2 separate regions of the Homo sapiens genome follow, and region 2 is linked to region 1. The links are chromatin contacts, found by Hi-C in ENCODE. All regions are on one chromosome and are shown on one strand. Each heading gives the region's core, a stretch centred on a gene start or an enhancer-like site at or near the end of the contact. The rest is flanking DNA. Distances are from core to core; before and after follow the strand shown.

What was found. Hi-C counts contacts between places; a loop is a spot of excess contacts on that map. Pooled maps may share reads with other maps.
Region 2: a loop to region 1 is called in a map with no recorded cell type, with 3 times the contacts of the local background. The contact joins the promoter of SLC6A5 here to the enhancer-like site in region 1. A Hi-C loop is called at or near these places in 3 of 168 maps with a recorded cell type or tissue (HCT116, IMR-90 and K562), 2 of 37 single-sample maps with no recorded cell type and 13 of 50 pooled maps.

The regions. Positions count from the first base shown.
Region 1 is chr11:19,952,656-19,955,355 of GRCh38, forward strand. The region is part of intron 10 of NAV2 (neuron navigator 2); the gene reads left to right. Among named protein-coding and RNA genes, the nearest start is that of NAV2-AS3, 27 kb to the right of the region's middle. Within about 2 kb of position 1,441, at least 5 of the 41 ENCODE cell types and tissues checked have a DNase peak (open chromatin) inside an H3K27ac peak, as active enhancers do.
Region 2 is chr11:20,598,198-20,600,897 of GRCh38, forward strand. It overlaps SLC6A5 (solute carrier family 6 member 5), which reads left to right and starts at 1,411. Exons shown (of 16, transcript NM_004211.5): 1 at 1,411-1,478. The coding sequence starts at 1,476.

The sequences.
Region 1 (2,700 bases), core at 191-2,690:
CTAAGACCTCTGTTTTTAAAGTGATGCTGTACTTCGGCTTGGCATAACAGCTATTTTTTGATGCCTCTAGTTCATTTTCTGTACTGGTGTGTGCATGTGCACCTGTGTGTATCCTTCAATTCTCCCTATGGTAGGGCTGAAATTACTTTATTACCATATTACCATGTAGTTTAGCTAAGAATTAAGGGCAAATGCCTCTTACACTTTGTGTGTGTGTGTGTTCTTATATTGTGCCTGGTATATACCAGGCATGTCTAAGTACTTTACAGGTTGTTATCTGATCTCACTCATCCCTTTTATTGGATTGATAAATTGGGCATTGGCTGTAGTGGGGAGGAAATTAAAATAACAGATGAAATTTCTCTTACTAGGTTTTGATCTGTGAAGTCAATCTTCTACTCATATTCTAAAAATTCAAAGTGCCATATGGTACAGAATAAAATTAAAGGGGCAGACTCCACGTCCATATGTTTGAAATGATTTTTTTTTTCTTTTCAAAGGAGGCACTGAGTTGTGTAATGTTCCAAAGTATAAGTAGATATCCCTTTATGGACAAAAAAATGACCCTTTAAATATAACATCAGAAGTTTCTCCCTCTCAGAACCTTTGATGGCTTCCCATTGCCTGTGGGAACAGATCTGAATGCCTTAACTGACTGTGGAGGCTCTTCATGGCCTTTGCCTCATCTGCCTTCGCTGACTTGCCCCCGGCCACATTTCCCTTCACACACTCCAGACTTCCCACTGCTCTAGGCTACCTGCCACCACCAAAAGCTGGTTCCTGCATTTGCAAAGCCCTGCCTCTGGTTCCTGCATTTGCAAAGCCCTCCCTCCTGGGACATGCTGCTTTCTTCCTGGAATTCCTTTCCCCTCATGCCCATCTGACTAATCCTGAAGAAAATGTCTCCCCTGTGATGTCCTCTGGGATTCCCCCAGTCACAGTTAGCTCAGTCTCACGTGTTTCTGGTAGTCTTGGTTCACACCTACCCTTATATATAAGCGTTTCACTTTGCATGGGAAGTGTCTGAAAGCCACTGGATGGTACTGAGGAAAGAGTATGTTCTTAAAAGGCAGACAGACTTGAGATTTAATCCTGGCTCTGCCAAGTGAACTGGAACAAGTTCTTAACCTTTGAATATTAGAGATAGAGCTTGAAAAGAACAGGCAAGAATCTGAGATGCACAAGAAATGTGCACGCGCGCGCGTGTGTGTGTGTGTGTGTGTGTGTCTTTCTCCACTAAACTTGGAGTTCCTAGCAGGCAGACAGCACTCATTATTTTTCTAAACCCAGAGACTGGGACTTAGCAGGTATTTAATATTTTGAGAATGGTCTATTCTTGATGCCTACTCTGGCAGGACCTTATGCTTATATAACTCGCTACCACACGCTATGAAGCTCAATGGTTCTATTTACAGAACACTTGGAGAAAGCCAGCTTAGCCTGTGGTGTCCATCTAGTGGTTGATAGAGGCTGTGGTCTCAATTCCTTTTCACTGTGAGTCATTGTGTTGGTTTAAAGCTCCTGGCTGGTGATATTTAGGGCTAAGGATGTTGGCTTTTGAGAATGAGGCTGATCAATAGCCTAGTGTAGAGAGAAAACAGGATGTAAGCATTTGGTCTTCCACAGTGGCTTTTTAGGGGCTGCTGTCTTCCCTCCTTGGTGGCAGGAATTACTCCATCAACAAATATGGGCACAGATGCCTGCGGGGAGACTCCGTTCTTCAGAAATTGAGGAACTCATTCATGCTGAATTAATTAAAGTCATCCCTCAGTATCCATGAGGGATTGGTTTCAGGACCCCCAGAAAATACCAAAATCTGTGGATGCTCAAGTTTTTCATGTAAAATTGCATAGTATTTGCATATAACCTATGTAGATCCTCCTATATACTTTAAATCATCTCTAGATTACCTATAATATCTAATACAATGTAAATGCTATATGGATAGTTGTTATACTTTATTTTTGTTTGTATTATTTGTTCATAAGAGGGTGCTTCGTGCTCTCATGCATCATTTGCATGTATAATACCTTGTATCTTTTCCTTTATTGCCTGTCAGGTCATCTCCTCTCTGATTCCATCCAAGCAGAGGTAGTGACCTTTCTGTATGCTTCCTTGTTACTTGCTGTATCTGTATTAGCACTGGTAGCACTACATCAGAATTGGTTTATTAGTGTTTGTATGTATGTATGTGAGTATATGTGTGTGTGTATATGCATGTGTGTGTGTGTATGTATGTGTATATATATGTGTATATATGTGTGTGTGTGTATATACATATATATATACATATATACATATATATATACATATACACACATATATATATATATGGGATAGGAAAGACAAAACCCAAACCTGTTGTAAGTTCTAAAGGTTAGGGTCAAATCTGTCTTGAATGCTCCTGTATCTTCATTGGCTGGCACTGTGCCTGCCTGTTGCATAGTAAGCAGTCAATAAATATTTGTTGGCTGGGCATGGTGACTCACATCTGCAATCCCAGCACTTTGGGAGGCTGAGATGGGGGGATCATTTGAGCCTAGGAGTTCAAGACCAGCCTATGCAATATAGTGAGACCTGTTGCAACAAATAATTTAAAAGCTGTTCATGGTGGCATGTTCCTGTGGTCCCAGCTGAGGTGGAAGTATCACTTGAGTCCAGGAGGTTGAGGCTGCAGCGAGCTGTGATTACACCATTGCA
Region 2 (2,700 bases), core at 161-2,660, 650 kb after region 1:
ACCAGCGGAGGCATCCAAACACTCTCGGGCTCTCCAGAGGAGCAGGAGGGTGCCCCTTAGTGCCCCCGGCGCCCGCCGCAATCTGCCACTGCAGCCTACGCCTGCGGCCGCGGCCGCCGCGGCATTGTCCTCCCGCCGCGTGGGACGGCCCAGCCGCTGGCGACGGCGCGCACCCCGAGGCAGTGGGCTGGGCTGTTGGCAGTAGGGAAGGGAAAACGTGCTGTCTGTGGCTCCTCATCCCCGAGGCCAGGGGTTCCCCGAGCTAGACCGGCAAGGAAGGAGAGAAGGGAAGCATTTTGCTGATAATCCCCTTCTAGTCTCCAAACTACACCTTCTTTGTAAAGGCGTTTTTTCCTCTTCTGATTATAGCTATTGCATTGTACACACAACAAGAAAGTCCATCTTTTTATCGCCATGGCCACCCCCACTCCCATCCCCGCCACAGTACGGTTGAACATCCTGGCATGGCTTTGCAGATTGCCAGCTCTCATTCCCCCTCCCCCGCATTGCTGGGCATCCCGATTTGGACGGTCTCTAAGGTCCCGCGCTGCCAAATCAGGCCTGGCTCTTGTAGGATTTTATTGAAAGGACTGTAAAGAAAGAATGGGTTTCCCTTGACTTTGAAAGTGACCTAAGAACTAGGTCTGTGTTGGAAAAACTTCGTTTTTCTTTCTCTAAAACGTCTTCAGAAAAGCTTAAAAATACAATGAAAAAGGTCAGTTATACTCAGAATTTTCTCTTGATTGTGATAACAGAAATAGGAACGGAAATACCAGATCACAATTTTTAAGCAAAAACCCCAGGATTCCTCCAAGACTGACTGTCTGGAAGGGTAGGGATGTGAGAATCTGAAGTCCACATACATGCTAGGTAGGTACACCTTGATAAATGCAGGACCCATGCCTGCTTCAGTCATCGCAGAGCTGTGGGGCTATGCGCAGACCCTCAACCTCTTTCGGAGTAATATTTTCGGAATCCCTGAAGATAAGGGGGGACAGCAATGGAATCTAGTGAAAGGGAAAGAATAGACAGTGATTTAACCCCCTCCTTCCTCCTCTACAGCCCGATCCACTCTGTTGGCGGCTGCGCCTTGCCTTGGGTGCAGTGGGACGTGTCCCTCCCATGTTTCCCTTAATTAGGAGGAGGCAAACTTCTGTCTTCCCCTCCTGCCGGTTTCGGTTTAGTAATCAGACCACATGAGTCACGCCAAACACGCAGCCCCCTCCCGCTGGAGTGACAACTGGCCAGCATACTCTAGGCTGTTGTCCCTTTAAAACTTGAATCCAAGGGGGTAATGATTTATCAAACTTGTATTATCAAGAAAATGTCAAACCAAGGGCACCTTGCTTTGCACTGACGCAAACCCGGCCTTTCCCAAGGAGATATAGAAAGCGCCTCTCCTGCCTGAGCCAAACCCAGTCTTGTCAATAGCGGGTTTCACCCTCCACCAGTTCAGTCTGTTGCCTGTGTCAGACATGGTGAGTGTTTGCTTTTGTTCTTTCAAGAGGAAAGGGGGCTGAGGGGACAGGGAAAGCAGATTCGTTTTGGCTATTTCTTTTGGAGATGTCTGTGCATTGGGTGGGGGGAAAGGGGGCGACGAGGAGAACAATTCTCGCAGCCCTAGGTATTTGTACTTGTGAGCGTCACCTGAGGTCGCAAAGAGGTTTCCTAGGCTGTAGAGCTGAGAGGTTGGCTGTGGCTCCTAAAGACCCGATCCCGGGCACTGTCCTCGGTGCTGAAAAGCCAGATGCCGGTACAGAGGCGAGTTGCTCTGGGTCCTAGAGGCTACTGAGACAAATGCTGGCTGAAGCCGAGGTACCTAGATTTGTGCAAATCGAGGAGTTCTATTCTGCGTGTTTGTGAAAGGGGGTTAGACGAGAGGAGTGCGGTGGAGGCGAAGATAATAGGATTATTCTTACAGTGTAATAATAATTATTGGTGCTAATGTTTAGGAAGCCGTGAAAGATAACACGAGGGGAGAAAGTGGATAGAAAAACCACCGCTGGCAGTTCTTTTCATTTGAAAGTGAATTGGGAAAAAGCGAATAAAAATTAGTCATGAGTTTTGGTACTCAAGCAAGCTTAGAGTTGTGAAGGATATTAGACTCCTGTGAATAGTTACGCAAAAAAGAAGAAGAGGAAGAAGAAGAAGAAGAAGAAGAAGAAGAAGAAGAAGAAGAAGAAGAAGAAGAAGAAGAAGAAGAAGAAGAAGAAGACCTAAACAAAAGAACAAAAAGCTTTGCATATTCTTTTCCATGTCTGGGAATCTGGAAGTGAATACGAGTTGTGTAAGATAACAAATCTAGTTACTACTCTGTGTCTTAAATTTAGTTTATTATCGTTGTAGGTTTTTTTGTGGTTATTTTGATCGTGATTCTTAACCTTGTCTTTGCTACCTGGCGGGAGGAGGTGGGTTGTGGAGCGCTGGGACTCAACCAATTTGGCCTCAAGCGCTCGCAGGTGCCAGGGCATCAGCTTTGTGGCCACAGCTTGTCTATGGGGGAAAAAGGCAGTGTGCATTGTTGAATGACAAAGGAAATGGGGCGGAAAATTAAAGAATCTTTCTACAGTGGTGATGGGGATGCGGGCACCCACAGCTGTGATGTGGAATCCAAAGAGGGAGGGGAGCTCATGACTCCAGGGCTATTTCCATTCCCCCTTTACCCTTACAAAATTACATTTCTACCTCTTTTCTTAGTTC